Regions from separate parts of the Mus musculus genome. Here region 1 is linked to region 2. The links are chromatin loops, found by intact Hi-C in ENCODE. Cell type or tissue: gastrocnemius. All regions are shown on one strand.

Region 1 (8,000 bases), 420 kb after region 2:
CACTGACTAGCCTGAAACTTTATATGTATATGTAGACTCGGCTGGCCTTGAACTCACAGAGATATACCTTCCTCTGCCTCCCAAATGCAGGGATTAAAGGTACATCTGGCTTCACCTTATTTTCTGAGACAGGGTTTCTCTTTGAATCAAGACAGTATTAACTCTGCTGGCTGGCCAACCAGCAGTCTGCCTGACTCTCTCTCCTCTGTTTTGGGATTATAGATGTGCACCGCCACACCTGGCTTAGTTTGTTTTTGTTTGATTCAAGGGCCTCAGTATAGCCTTGGCTGGCTTGAAACTCACTGTGTAAACCGGGCGGGCCTTCAACTCATGAAGAGCAGCCTGCCTGTGCCTCCTAAGCGCTGTAATTTATAACATGCACTTAAGCAGTGTCGGATATGGGTTCTATCTCATGAAGTGGGCTTTAAGTCAGATCAGTTAATGGTTGGTTTCTCCCTTAAGCTCTGTGCCACCATTGCCCTAACCTGTCCTGTAGGCCATACACCATTGTGGAAAAAGGTCTTGTGGCTGACTTGGTGTTTGCACTTCTCATCTGGTAACGTGCAAAGAACCTTCCTGTATCAAAGATGCTGGAATGTAGCGATGACGACTCTATGTTGGCACCAGTTTGGCATCTCCATATTCAATGAGTACTGTAGCTCCTGTCTTCAGAAATGAGGCCTGGCTATCAGTTTGTGGAGAGCAACAGCTTGTGTTGATTTGGGATTACATTGGGGACCCTTTGGCCGACAGTTTAACTAGTTGTAAGCCAAACCCGGTTTTGGAAGCTTCCTTTAGTGACAGGAGTTGGTCAGTTGGGACTCTTTTTCTCCCATTATTTGGTGATTTTGCTTAGATCACCTCCGTATATGAATATATTTTAGGAAGTTTGTACTGTATTAGGTATCCACATTAGCCCTCAAATGCCCCTTAATTAAGGTTTCTCTTCCCACAATCCCGTCTCCTCTCCCCCACCTCAGCTGATCCTCCCATTCCAAACCCCCTTGCATCCGTATTAATTTATTCTATTTCCTTTTCCTAATCAGATCAATCTATCCCTTCTACTACTTTATGCCTACCAATGAGAGACCAAACCAACTCCATCTTGGGTTCAGGCTCCATCTTAGAGAATCTGACCTAATGTTGAACTTGAGTTAACCAATAAGCCTGCACCTAGCACTAGTCTCCAGGTCACTCCCTAACAACCACAATCGGGAGGAAAGCCGAAGTTGCCATGGGACCTAAAGATATTTTACTTATGAAAGCTTATGGTTTGGCTCCCAGCACCAGCCAATCACTTGAAAACCAATTCCATCATAGCCATCAGATGTGTGCCGAGAGCTGGAATCCCCCTGCTTGCTTGCTTGCCTCTATAAATGCTTGCTTGAGACTGGGCTTGGGGCTTCACCCTCCCATTCTGATGCATCAGTGACAACAGTGTGGCCCAAGCTAAGGCTTGAATAAAGACCCTAATGCGACTGCATCAGAATCAGCTCCTGGGTGGTCTTTTGTGGTTCTAGGAATGGGCACAACACCCTCTGTGGTGCTATGGATTGTAGCTTGGTTATCATCAACTTAATAGCTAATATCTACATGTAAGTGATTGCATAGCATATTTGTCTTTCTGAGTCTGGGATATATCACTCGGCATGATATATTTTCTAGTTCCATCCATTTGCCTGCAAATTTCATGATGTAATTTTTTAAAAAAAAAGCTGAGTGATATTCCATTGTGTAAATGTATCACATAGCCATCACCGCTTGGGTGATCAGGAGCCTGAGACTAGATAACTGATACTGGTCTGAGAGAGGAAGGAGAGGGAGAGGGAGAGGGAGAGGGAGAGGGAGAGGGAGAGGGAGAGGGAGAGGGAGAGGGAGAGGGAGAGGGAGAGGGAGAGGGAGAGGGAGAGGGAGAGGGAGAGGGAGAGAGAAGTATAGTGGTAAATGACTCCTAATGACATCTTTCTATACTCATAGCTCAGTGCCTTATTCAGCCATCATCAGAGGAAACTTCCTCCTGCAGCAGATGGGAACAGACACAGAGATCCACAGCCAGACATTATCACTGAGTGGGAGATCTTGGAACACTCAGCCCTAAGTGGGATGTCTCCAGGCAATCCCTCCCCCACCCCCACAGAGCCCAGAGAACCCCATTGGAAGAGGATGAGAAAGCAGTTAAGAACCAGAGGGGATGACCTTTACATCATTGGTGACCCTTACATCCAGAGAACAAGGCTTTCCGAATCAACAGGAGGTAGCCCAGATAAACTCACAGAGACTGAAGCAGCACACGCAGGGCCTGCTCGGGTCTGCACTAGGTCTTCTCTGTGTATATTATGGCTTCCAGTTTAGTGTTTTTTACGGGACTCCTGAGTATGTGAATGAGTGGGTCTCTGATTCTTGTGCCTTCTCTTGGGGCTCTTTTCCTTCTGCTGGTTTTTCTTGTACAACTTTGATGTGTTAGTTTTGTTTTATCTTACTGTATTTTATTTTGCTATATTTTTTGAATGAACAAATGAATGAATGAATGAATGAATGAACGAATGAATAAAAACCTAGCCACTAGGGTAAAAGTTAACAATTGAACTGTAACTTATGCTTGCTGGGAGAGAGAAATCAGTTTTCCTCAATAGAGTGACAGAGAGTATATCAAGTATACCAGGAGAGGAAGGCCTCATGTTCAGGAGTAGTTGAGTAATAGACTCCACAAGTTTTTCTTTTAGGTGTGTGTGTATGTGTGAGTGTGTGTGTGTGTGCATGCAAGTGTGTGTGAGCGAGTATGTGTGCGTGTGCTTTTATTTGGTCACAATTTGATGAGATGAGTTTTGTTTTTGTCTTTGTTTTTGTTTGGGGTGTGTTTTTTTATTCCTTAGCTTGGGGCGGGCGGGGGGGGGTCGTACTGAACTTTTAAGGAAAACTTAAAGATGGGTTGGTAGGGAGGGGAGAGGATCGGGGGAAGGAAAAGAATGTGATTATAATATGTTTAAACTTAAAAATTGTTTTAAATAATAAAAAGAAAATGCTAACATAAAAGAGATAATTAAAACTTGCACGGCGGTGCCCATCCATACCTGCCTTTTTGTGTGGGGGAATCCAAACTTTGGTCCTCACACTTCCACACAGGGACTTTATCCGCTGAGCCATCTCCTTCCTCTCAAGAGGGCTGTTTTGAAGATAGACCTAGAACGTGGAGAGCTGGGGACACAGAGGACAGACAGTGTTGCTGAGGTTTCTGGCTGAAGATGACAGTGAGGGGTTGACATGTGGGTGGAGGAGAGCTGTGAAGTGCACATAGAGTTAATTAGTTATCCAGAAGTCAGGGAACCATGCTGGGGACAGAGCTAGGAGCTGTCAGCGTGGAGCTGGTGTGACAGGCTGGGCGTGGCCTCTTAGGAGTGATTAGCGTCCTAATCTTTAGAACCAATGAACTCTACCGGTTCTGCCTAGGAGGAAGTGATTAAGGATCTTGAGATGGAGGGAATTTCTGGATTATCCAGATGATCCTAAAGGGGATGACCCAAAAAGGGAGGCAGGGGCAGATTCGACTAGATGCAGGCAATGAGAAAATGGGACAAAGAAAGACGTGGAAGTGCTGGCCCTGAGGTTGGAAGGGATCACACATCAAGTCTGCATCAAGAATGCAGAAGGAGCAGAATTCTCCCATTGGACCTCAGAAGACTGACGGGGGAGGGGTGTTCTCAGGCACCTCTCCTCCTGCCTCCAATCCTGACCCTGGATACTGGCCCCTGTGAAAGCACGGATTTTGTGATAGCTTGTATCACTGTCGCACAGAATGGGATACAGTAACTGAGGTGGCTCAAGGGAAACTTGTGGGAAGAGGAGGTGCCTCAGAGAAACCAGGTCAGGCCACAGTTCAGGCAAGTGAGGGTGGGGTCTGCTCACCGCTCCTTTATGCCTCCTGTTTGTCTGCTCAGCCATAAAAACTGAAACAGGAAATCGAGGTCCTCTGACTTCCTGTCTTCTTTGGTGAGCTCTGGCGAAAATCCATTGTGTAGGAGGGTCTTGTACTACAAGATGGTTTCCGTGTTTGAAAAAAACAAAAACCAAAAAACCCCTAGATGCTTTGTATCTTTTCTCTCTTGGTGTAAACAATGAAAAGTCAGGATGGAAATGGGCCCCGTGCATCCTAAGCAGTTCCCCAGCTATCAGCCCAGTGTGTCTCCCGCCCTGCTTCCTACCAGGCATTCTGACACAGTCGTTGCTATTTGAGCTCCTTAACAGGAATAAGTGGAGTCATAAAGAACCGGTGGGTAGACCCCACCGGAGGAAGAGGCTCTCAGCTTTCAATAGCAGTGCAAAGTGTGTTTCCTCTAATGCTGGTGCTGACATCAGCTTGCTATACTCTGTTCTTTTCCTTGAACATTCACAAGAGCCTTTGAATGCCAAACCTGTATCTTGCACTAGGAGGTAGATGAGAGGAGCTTGACAGACCTGAACAGAAGCCCTGAGCTGAGCTGCCAGCAGAGGAGCGACAGACAGAGCAAAAGATAACACTGTAACGCTCCTGAATGGTGAAGAAGAAATGGTATCAGGAGAGATAGCTGAGGAAGCAAATCCTGTCAGATCCAGTCTCCCAAGAGTCCCGCCCTCTATAGCAAACCACAGACCCAATGGTGTGATGCCTGCTTCCTCTCTGGAGGTTCTGCTTCTCTTCAAGGCCCAGCTCAACTGTTGTCTCAGACCTCTGTGAGACAGTCCTTTGTACTGTCTGTTTTAGCAATCATTTAAGTCCGTTGTCTTCTTCTCCCTCCTTCCAGATCCTTTTCAAGATCAGAGGCAACGAGTCCCCATGCATGTGTCCTCACTGTGTACTGTGTGCAGTAATCATGGTGCTCACTGGCCTGTCTAGTCTCTCATTTCCTGTCTGTCATCATTATGCTCTGGGTATTATGAGCAAGTGTTAATGGCTAAGTAGGATTTCTATATGAAATAAGTCTCCAGAAGTTACCAGATAGCAGATGATTGCAGAGCTTAACTTCTGACACTCACCACTGTAGTGCCTACTGTGAAAAGAAAACCAAGCAGGTCACGTGTCTTAGGAAGTAGATGTCATATAACCCTAAAGCTATGAAGCTTCAAGAGCGAGTCTGATCCTAGACTTCAGCGTCTGGGAGGACAGAGTTCACATTCTCTTTCCTTCTCCTGTTGACTCCAACAAACAGCCCTGGGCTTTGTCTGTGAAGAGTGCAGGAAATCTCTGCAAAGTGAGGAGAAGATGCAGAGTACCCAGAGACCTCAGGTCTTCGAGATTTCTTTTTGTGGCATCTGCCCATACTTGGAGCTGAAGTAGCCAGCAGCCTGGAAGTGACAACTGGTGGAGACCAAAGGACCCCACAAAGCCTGCGCCTGCACTAAGGATGAGGCCCAACTGCTAAGGAGTTTTCAGGCAACGGCTGAGTGGCTACCCTTCTCTGGCAACACATCAAAGCAGAAAGTGCAGTTTCAACACAACAAGTAGACAAATGCAGAGCCACAACTTTACCCCTGCCCTGCCTGAATGAGGCACGAAATCCCTGATTGTGCTTGACGATGCCAAGTGGGGAGCCAGTACAAGCAGCCTATATTCTTTGCTTGACTCAAGAGGGACATTAGGAATGGGCAAAGCATCGCTCGTGCCGACATCACCAGCTCATTTTGGTGTGTCGCTAGCTCTTTGTGTTTCTAGGTTTAGGCAATGAGGTTAACCAGACTCTCTTGCTCAATTCAAAACAGAAATCACGATGAGAGAAGCAATAGCATCCAAATGAGGCTTTACTGGGTGTTGTACTCACGAAGGGGACTCCAAGGAAGAGTTACTTGGGCCCCCATAGGATGTGAAGGGCAGATCCTACACAGACAGGAAGTAGACGCTGGTACAGAGGTGGAGCTAGCTGTTGCAGAAGGCCCCGGGATTTCTGCACAGCTCTCTTCAATTTTTTGTTTTTAGCACTGAGTTTTGCAGTTGGCAGAGAGATGTAGTGTACTTGTGCCTTGGGTTCCTCTGTGCTTGGCTGGTAAGAGACAGCTCAGGTGCCAACCGAGGAAGTCCTTCATGGCTAAAGTGCAGACATACTGTACTTGCGACTGACTGCAAGGAAGCTGGGGAAGGGCTCAGAGACTCCTGAGCCTGGTAATTGGTAGAAACACTTCCTTGAAACCCGTTTGCTTTTGGTTGGGAACCCCGGTGGGAGAAGAATTGGACTTTCTTGCTGTGGCTCAGTACCACTCTGCCAGGCAGAGTGTCTGCTCTTACTGGTACCAGAGAAGACTGTGGGGGGAGCTTATAGTTTTGATTCCACCCACCCACAACAGCACATCCATCCTCTCTAATGACAGAGTAGCACCAGAGGAGGCTTGGTGCAGTTACCCTTTGCATCATCACTTGGCGGTCCTATAACAATCTTCACCCTCTATGGTACTAGGAGCCTAGTAAGAGTCTGCCCTTTCCTGCTGAAGTGGTGTCTGAGAAAGCCGATTAAATCAGGTTTCTATAAGAATACTACAATCTAATGCCCCAAACCTCCCCATTTAAAAGTAAAATAATTCAACCAGAAGAATCCCAACTGAAATAAAAAGATGAACAGTCAATACCAACACTGAGTTAGGCATGTGAGATTTTTCTGACAAAAATCTTTAGGCAGCCACACTAAAAAAAAAAAAAAAAAAAAAAAATCCTGCAATGAAAAATTATGAGTGTGGCTGAGAGAAATGAATAGAAAACTTAAGCAAGAAAATAGCTATAAAGGAAACTCAAATAAAATTTTAGAACTTAAAATATAACAAACTCAATAGATGTACTTAACAGAAAATTGTAGGAGGCAGAAGAGATAAAAATGAGTGACAGCTGATTTGTCACTGGAAGCCATGAAGGCCTGTAGGAAGTGGCATGGTATTTTCCAAGTGCTAAAGAAAGACTGTCAAAATTGAGCAAGAATGTTGTTAAAAATCAAGGGATAATAAAGATATTTTTCCAGGAAGGAAAACTTTAAGGATTATTGTCATCAGAATGCCCCTCAATGACAGATGACATGTATCCTTCTAAGTAGAAAGGATATAGGAAGAGATCTAGGGAACCAAATAGGAAGAACAGACAAGGGAGAGAATAAAAGCATCTATAATTACTGTGATGGTTTGTATATGCTCGGCCCAGGGAGTGGTACTATTAGAGGGTATGGTCCTGTTGGAGTAGATGTGTCACTGTGGGTGTGGGCTTTAAGAGCCTTGTGCTAGATGCCTGGGAGCCAGTATTCTGCTAGCAGCCTTCAGATGAAGATGTACAATTCTCAGCTCCTCCTGCACCATGCCTGCCTGGATGCTGTCATGCTCCCACCTTGATAATGGACTGAATCTCTGAACCTGTAAGCCAGCCCCAATTAAATGTTGTCCTTATAAGAGTTGCCTTGGTCATGGTGTCTGTTCACAGCAGTAAACACTAACTAGAGTTGCATTGGTCACAGTGTCTGTTCACAGCTAACTAAGACAATTACCCTTTCCTTTTCATTAGTTTTTAAACCGTGTTTGATTGTTGCAAATAGACAAGTGAGAAGGATGACATCATAGCTCCCAATGTAGAGATGAGACATTCAAAGCAACCGCCACTGGGAGAGGGAGTACTGCAGAGAAGTACATTGATATTATTCTCATTGTTAACTCTGATGGATTAGGAATCACCGAGGAGACACGCCTCTGAGTAGTCTTGTGTTTCCAGGGAGGTTTGACTGAGAGGGGAAGACATGGCCTTTATGTGGGTGATACCATCCCACAGTTTGGGGTCCTGCCGGAGGCCATCAGCTTTTGGCTCCAGAACACCAAGAGAGGGTTGAATTGCCAGAGGCCACCAGATTTTGGTGCCTTCATCAGTTACCTGGATGTCAGAGCTGGCCTAGGACAAAACCCATAGCTGAAGTGCAAGCATGAGCTCTCTTCCCTGGATTGATGGAATAACCAGACACAGCTCGATCAACTCTTCCTTGAATAATACAAGTGATTGCTATTCAGTG
Region 2 (8,000 bases):
CAGTTACCACCCAGACTGCATCAGGAACCACCCTGAGATGCCATGTATAAAGTTCCTATGATATGTAACTTCAGAAGCCACCGCAAACAGCCACATGGCTACTCTAAGGACCTCTGAGGAAGCCCACACCATGTCGTCAAGCGTTCCTTATTTTCTCTTTGGGTATTTCTTTCTTTCGATTGCTGCTCACTTAAAAATCTGTGTTCTATGTTCCTCCTAATAAATCCCAGCTCTGCTTCAGAACGACTCTTCCTGAAATTCCTTTCTTTGATGAGTTAAGAATCCCTTCCTTGGGGCTCCAAAGGGGACAGGAACTCCACAGGAAGACCGACACCATCAACTAACCTGGACCCTTGGGGCTCTGAGAGTCTGAACCACCAACCAAAGAATATACATGGGCTAGACATCCTTGCACGTATGTAGCAGATATGTAACTTTGTCTTCATGTGGGTCCCAAACAACTGGAACAGGGTCTATCCCAAAAGCTGCTGCCTGTATGTGGAATATGTTCTTCTAGCTGGGCTGCCATGTCCAGCCTCAGTGGGAGAGGATAAGCCTAGCTTCACAGAGATTTGGTCTGCAAGGGTGAGGGAAATATCTAAGACCCCCCCCCACCCTCTCAGAGGAAGGAGGGGGGGGCAGGAGGGGGTGGGAGGATTATGGAAGAGGGTGACCAGGAGAGGGGCAGTGGGTGGGATGTAAAGTGAATAAGTTGGCTTGTTTTGGTTTTTGTTTTTAAATAAGAAAAGGACCCTTCCTTGCCTGAGCAAAGGTCTCTAAAGAGAATGCCTTAGACTTTTACTGTCAGCAAGGCACAGTGATGTCTTGGGCTCATACCCCACTCACCTGTCACTGACATGTTTTTCATGTATGTTCAGCCTAGTAACCACTTGTAGTTCTGTCTCTCACCCTTGAGCTAAATTATACTCTACAACTAAAACCATCCGTCTGCCGTCTTCATTTTATAGGACGCTTAGAACACTGTAGCTCTGGGTGTGACTTGCTTCCTGGTTTAAACTGCTTTATCCTTTGTCAAATGGCAGAAACAAAGGCTGAGCTGAGATGTCAGTTCAGCAGAAGAGTTCACATTGTCCCATCCTGTGACCATTACCCCCAGAAAAAGTGTGGCACTTGTTCTTTATCTCCTTCCATGACAAATGTCTTTCCCACTAGCAACTCTGCTCTGACTATAAATAGGGATGTGCTGGCCAGGTCACCCTTCCATGAAGGTTTTGCCTTAATTTGTAAGAGTCAATCAGTAGACATCCTGCCTGCTGACATGAGCCCTCTTGTTCCCAGATGCTAAAAGCCACTCCTTCCTGCTGTATCGCTTTCTGGGAAAACCCAAACCCAGCAACCGAGAAAGCAGAGAAAAAGACCCGCCATCTTTTCCCAGAGAAAGTAGCAATGGAAAGAGTTTCTTATACCTACAGCCTAATTCCATTGCTCATTTCTCCCAGACCTCATCTTCCTTTCACAGATGCTGGTTTCTCATAAAATCTTAATCAAAAACTCCATGTAAACAATTGTCCAGGAGAACCAAACCTAGGAGTTCACCTGAGAACCTCTCTGCCATTGGCTCCTGGGTCTTATCCCTACAGGTGAATGTGGTATGAATATGAATACACTCAATTCATAGTGTTGATCCTTAGTCCTTTACATTATAAACACACACACACACACACACACACACACACACACGTACACGTACACGAGTCTAAACATTGTGTAACCTATTCTCTAACTGTTAGTAGAGAAAGGACCTTCAAACAGAGATGAACAAGTAGCAACTTATCCATGACCCTCAGTGTCTGATATGCAGGGATGTAATTCAAGCCCAACCACTTGAAGCTGGGGTTATAGCTCCTATGTGCTTGTCTAGTATGCATGAAGCCCTGGGTTTGATCTCTAGCACAACATAAAACAGTGTGGTGGTGCACACCTAATCCTAATTCGTGGGAGGAAAAGATAAGAAAATTAGAATGTGAGGGCATCCTTGGTTATGTAGTGAGTTCAAGGCCAGCCTTGAGATCTTGCCTCCAAAACTAAACAAAGCAAACCCAGAGAATAAACTGCCCTCCTCTCTATGGGAGCGATGGAGTAGCTGAATGATGTCATAGCTCCCTGTGCCCTTCATCTGAGTATGATAGCATTGTACCCAAGCTTGCCTGTAGGTAATGTAAGAACAGAAAAATATAATAGAAAAGCCAAAAGAAAGAAAAACAAGATTGGGTTTGACAAAGTTGTTGAGTTCCACCACACACACACACACACACACACACACACACACACACACCTCCTCTTCTTTTCTTGATCTACAGTTAACTTCTAGGTTCAACATGTCAGCCCAGGGCAAGAATTTAACACAAATCCCCCAAGCTCCTGGGTGGTTTACAATCTAACTATCTGGGCATGTCTACAAAGCCACTGGCAATCTTAAGTTGTGGTTCCAGACAGTTATTGAATTAAGGAAGAAACTTTTTCATTGTCTGAGTTAAATATGATCCAAATCCTTTCATGACCAATATTTTCTACCTTTTTACTTTCTCATAAGATGATGATTTATCCGGAGGAGGAAATAGATATTAGAAGCAAACGGCAAAGTCCTGCTAACTGGTGAATCCGCCACTGTAGAATTACCACCAGCAATGAGAAAACATCCATCAAGCAGACACTGCGCTGTAGAGTCTGTGAACATCAGCCAAAGCGGCAGCCGCAGTCCTGTGCTCCCAGTGTAAAGGCATTCCAAAACCAGAGAACAGAAGCCAGGGTCCCCAGTTGTCCATTTTGCTCTTCAGACGAAACCTCATTACTGTGAATCATTACGTTCTGGTAGCTTTATCTCTCCTGCCTTTAAGCCGCAAGGCTGCAAATTGCCATCTGATGCTTGGAACCTGACCATCAATAATAGGTAACTTTTGGGCTGAGACATTGTAGAAGCACAAAAGACAACCTCAATCTTTTGAAGAATACCAGGGAAAAAAAAACAATAAAAAGTGATCAAGATAGCAGGTTGGCTGCACGGACTACCTCCTTTCCTGTCCCAGCCTATAGAAATACCAGAAAAGGGTTTGGGGATATGGGGAGAGGAGGGGAGGTCTGTGAGCACCTGTGCACAGGCATCACAGGGACGTGAGGTGCTCTGAATTCTTAGTCACCAGGAAGCAGAACTCTTTGATAGGATTAGGAGGTGTGGCCTTATTGGAGGAAGTGCGTCACTGGGGGTGGGCTCTGAGAGTTTCAAAAGCCCACACCCAGGCCAGCGTTTCTTCTTTTTACTTACAATCAGGATGTAGCTCTCAGGTGTAGCTCTGCATGGCACCATGCCCCTGCCAAGACGATAATGGTCTAAACCTCTAAAACAGTAAGTAAACCCCCAATTAGATGCCTACTTTCATAAGAATTGCCTTGGTCACAGTGTCTCTTCACAGCTATAGAACTAAGACAGAGGTTCTCACTGCCTGCTTCTAGTTGCCTCCCTTCTTGCTTCCTCCCGCATCTGCCTAAGGTTCTGCCTGGCCCCCAGCTCTAGCTGCCAGCTCTTTATTATGCCAACAGCCTCAAGCCTGATCCAGTCAGCAGCAGGGCAACGCCCACTCCAGCTCTTTACTATGCAAACGACCTCCAGCCTGAACCAATCAGCAACAAGACAATGCGCACTCCAGCTCTTTACTATGCAAATGACCTCCAGCCTGAACCAATCAGCAACAAGACAACGCCCACTCCAGCTCTTTACTATGCAAATGACCTCCAACCTGAACCAAACAGTACCGGGACAACACCCAATCCATCCCTTTGGGTTGCCCTTTGGCACCGAGGGCTGCTTGACTTCCCTCCACCTTGTAGCTTGCGTTTTAGTAAGCTAATCTCAGAGAAACGTCTTTTGGGCCTTTGAAGAAAGACAAGCATTTACATAAAGAAGGCTTGTAACGGGCTATGGAGAAGACAACACCAAACATTCTGCGCAATGAGAGGATGTAGGTCATCCCAACTGTGGCAAAATCGGGTGAGGACTTCACACCACTGTGGCTCAAGGCAGAGAGCCGAAGGACAAGCCGAACACATCTTGTTATACCCAAGTTGCAGGGACCCCCAAAGACCACCGAGGAGCCAATTGCAATATAAACACACAAGGGTCTTTATTACACGTTTGCAAGCAAGGTTGCAGCGGGTCAGAGTGAGGCCCTGAGTCTAGGAGTGCAATATATGTATTATAGTTACAGCAAGCTTGTGCAATTTCCATACAGGTCAGCAAGTTAGTATTTAAAAACTGCATTTCTGGGGTAATCTGCAGGAACTGAACATGGGGACAAACCACCTGACAAACAGGATGGCTAAGTGTATTCTCTGCAGGATGTCTTAAGCTATCTCAATGTACCTTGACCCTGCTATTGTAGCCTGACGGGCTGTTGCTAAGTGCGGTGTGTTGTCATAGGATGCTTGCTCCTGAGGACTCTGTTATTTTCTTCCTGGAATTGGAGTTTAGCCCCTGGTCTGGTACAAAATGGAGTTTCTTCAGAAACGGAATTGTTTGGGCTTTACAATCTAAGGGACAAAGCGTGAGAGAAAGAACAGCCTCACTTTACAAGACCCCATTCTCAAGACTGCTAACCTGCTTCTGTGAGAACCAACCCAGTCCTGAAGGAAGGCCTTAGATCTTCTCAGTACTTAATTAATTACCTGTTAAAGACCTCATAATAGACACTGACTCCCAACAGGAGCTCCAAGGGGACAAATAGAAGTAACCAGCATTTTAAAGTAAAGAAAAACATCAGTGGGCCAGAAATCTAATCTCCAAAAGGTAGAAGGCAAATGAGATTGGTTTGACAGAGTAAAGAACCTTCCAGACTCAGCTGAGGAGAGGGAACCAGGAAAATCAGAATTGGAGATGAGGATTCCCTGATCCTGAACATTTATTCCCAGGGAGATGACGAAGCCAGCACTGTTAGAGAAACACATCTAGAACAATCTGAGCACCTAGAAAAGTCCTACCTGACCTCACTGTCACTTGCCCCTCAGTTAGAAGATGGCATTTCCTCTGAATGTGTGTGCCCACAGTAACTCCCCATAAGTAAAGAAATAGGAAGCCCCATTCTCAAAAGACAATGTACCCCAGAGTTCTATCAGAAAGCACATCACGCCCTTTCTCTACAACACTGGAGACAGGCTGTAGTAAATGAGATGACATCACACACAAACATAGGCAAGAAACGGAAATACTTAAGGGAAACTAGCCCTTATGTATCATTTTATGCAATAATGGGTAACCTAATAGATTGATAATGATCACCTTCTTCTAAGACACCATGTGTGTGTGTGTGTGTGTGTGTGTGTGTGTGTGTAATAACTGTCATTGGAAAGGGGTCATCAATTTGAAATTAAGCAAGGAGTTTTATAGAAAGGTCTGGAGAAAAGAAGGGGAGCAGAATATTTATGTGACATAATTTTGAAAAAGAAAAGGAAAATTTGGACTTTTAAGAGCTATTTACACCATTATTGGGGGCAAGAACCTGTAGCTAGATAGATCATAGGCCCTGGGGAGAACACACTAAACTGACATGGTCTTAAAACTGACTCATAGATTCAACTGTGAACCTCCCCAATTAATCAAGATCCATGGAGTAAGAGACTCAAGAATACTCAGCCCTAAAAGAAATCACTATATCCCCTCCAACCAAGGCTCAGGGTTCATAGGAAAAAGAGGGTAAAAGGACTGCAAAATGGCATAGGTGTTGAATGACTACAGGGAAATATAGTTTTCTGAACAGAACAGGGCAGCTACACACATGAATTCATAGCATACACAAGACCTAAGCAGGCTTTGGCAAAACTCCATCGTGGACTCAAAGTCACACTACTAGCTACAGAACTATTAGCAGTTGACAGCTACTGGGAGAGGGAGAGTCAGGTTTCTTTAAAGGTGCAGCTTCTGATAAATAGGCCACCCTCTGGTGACAACCACACACCTAAGAGAAAAACAGCATAAACTCTACTTGATGGCTTTAAGTAGACAAAGTTGGGTTGGGTTGGGTTGGGTTGGGTTGGGTTGGGTGTCTGAAGGGGGATGGATCTGGGAGGAGTTGGGGGAGGGGTGGATATAATCAAAATCGGTTGCACTAACTTCTCAAAGGACTAATAAAAATGAGAAGAGAAAAAAAGAGCCATTTGAAATTGTTTTCTTCATTGTTGATTAATATGAGAATTTTTTAAAGAGAAAGGTGAGTTTGCTGACTACATTATAAGAACTCGGGGTAGAAGCAGTAGAAGAAGACCCATGTGCCTTGGACATAAACTTTTCTTTTTAACGTTAAGGAGTTTTTTTCTTTTATCTTTGATAATCTACTTACTCATCTCCCTTCTCTTTCTTCCTCCTCAACCCTCCCATGTATCCCTCCCCCCCCCCCCCCACAAACACACACTCTTTTAAATTCATGGTCTCATTTTTCATTAATAGTTAGACATAAAGTCTCACCCACAGGAGGGTCTAGACCTGAGCTGAACGAGTACAACCCTCTCTATGTTTTTAAAGGATATACTTTTAAATAAACACAGACTATTATATAACAGTGATTTTTAGACAGACCAATCGTAGCCATTGATTCCGGTACCGAGAGCAAAATATAGTCGGCATCACCTGTTCCCTGATCCTTTCAGTCACTGCTGCTACCAGAGAAGAAGGGTAAGGGATGGAGGAGTGGGGAAAGGTTTTTCAGCAATAGCAGCAGTGGCATTTTGCAGCTGGTTTTGGGGATGGGACTCTATGCTGGAAATTGTGGGTGTTAAGTGGTATCCCCCTCTTAGAGGCAAAATCAGTCTCCAACTGATGAGCCACTGGGATAGACATCTTGCAGATGGCAAGAGACAAAGATGCTAATGTCTCTCTAGAGAAGATGTGCTCTGGTGTTTTAAATGAGAATGGGCCCCATAGGTCTACATATTCGAATGCCTCCTGTTTGTGGATGAGATGTAAGCTCTCAGCTGCTGTTCCAGCCCCCCTGCCTGCCTGTCCGACGTCTTGCTTCCCACTGTGATGATTAAGGACTCACCCTCTGAAACTCTCAGCAAGCTCCTGAAAGATCCTGACTGAATGTAAAAGGTCACAAAAGCCCTGAAATTGGCAAAATAGATTTCACTGTTAGCAGAACTAGCTTCACTGATTTAGAAAAATAGAGGTGCACAATGCTCTGGCCACAACTAGAACCTGTGTGTCTGCCAATGTTCTGACCGTTCCTTGAACCCATGTGTGTGCCCACTGATGAAGCCCATTGGTAGGTGTTTGTGATATTGGTTGCTGGGGAAGAGTCGGAAAATCTCCCCAGCAACCACAGCCAGGGCCAATCCGGAGTTGCTGCACCTGCACCAGATTCTTTCCTTGTACCCCTCCCATACCCATTCTTGAGAATAGACATTGTTTAGATTGGGTAGTCCCCTACTCTCCCCCTTCTCCTTTCCCCCCTGAGGGCCTATAAAAACTGGGACCTCTTTCCCCTCCAGGTCGACTCCTCTACCCCTGCGTGGGATATAAGTCGTCCCCAGAGCTCTGGCTTTCCCCGAATAAAGCCTCATGTGGTTTGCATCAAGCTTGGCCTCTTGTGAGTTCTTTGGGGTCTGCTATTATCCCAAGACTTGAGTGAGGGTCTCCCTTCGGAGGTCTTTCACTCCCAATTAAATTTTATCTTTATAAGGTGTCTAGGACATGGTGTCTTTTCACAGCAGCAGAAAAGTAACAAAGAAAGGCATATGCCTTCTATTCCAACCCCCCTATGGCTTTAAAAAGAAAATTCATCCTGCAAGCAATAAAATGCAACCAAATCTTTGCTGAATGAAGCAAGATACATTTTAACTGAAACAAACGAAAGGTGTAAGGAAATCTGCTTTCTCTTATGTCTCTTGCTCTGCTTGGATATGAAGATAATTCCGTTTCCTGAAGGAAGCAACTTGGGAGGCTTGCTAGCATCTTTCCTCACATCCCAGACTTTGCTTGCTGCAGATAAGGTGTC

Evidence for each region. A loop is a pair of places that touch in the nucleus more often than their neighbours do. Peaks named below come from ENCODE experiments on the same cell type or tissue, not always from the same donor. Only the 100,000 strongest peaks of a DNase experiment are listed, where the experiment ranks them.
Region 1: it touches region 2 in a loop (3-fold over the local background); 9 of 42 quality-filtered maps call a loop at or near these places.

What each region holds. Positions count from the first base shown.
Region 1 is chr15:27,720,571-27,728,570 of GRCm38, forward strand. No RefSeq gene overlaps it. Among named protein-coding and RNA genes, the nearest start is that of Otulinl, 43 kb to the left of the region's middle. In gastrocnemius, no CTCF peak of the experiment used is centred here; no DNase peak of the experiment used is centred here.
Region 2 is chr15:27,300,825-27,308,824 of GRCm38, forward strand. No RefSeq gene overlaps it. Among named protein-coding and RNA genes, the nearest start is that of Gm36899, 160 kb to the right of the region's middle. In gastrocnemius, no CTCF peak of the experiment used is centred here; no DNase peak of the experiment used is centred here.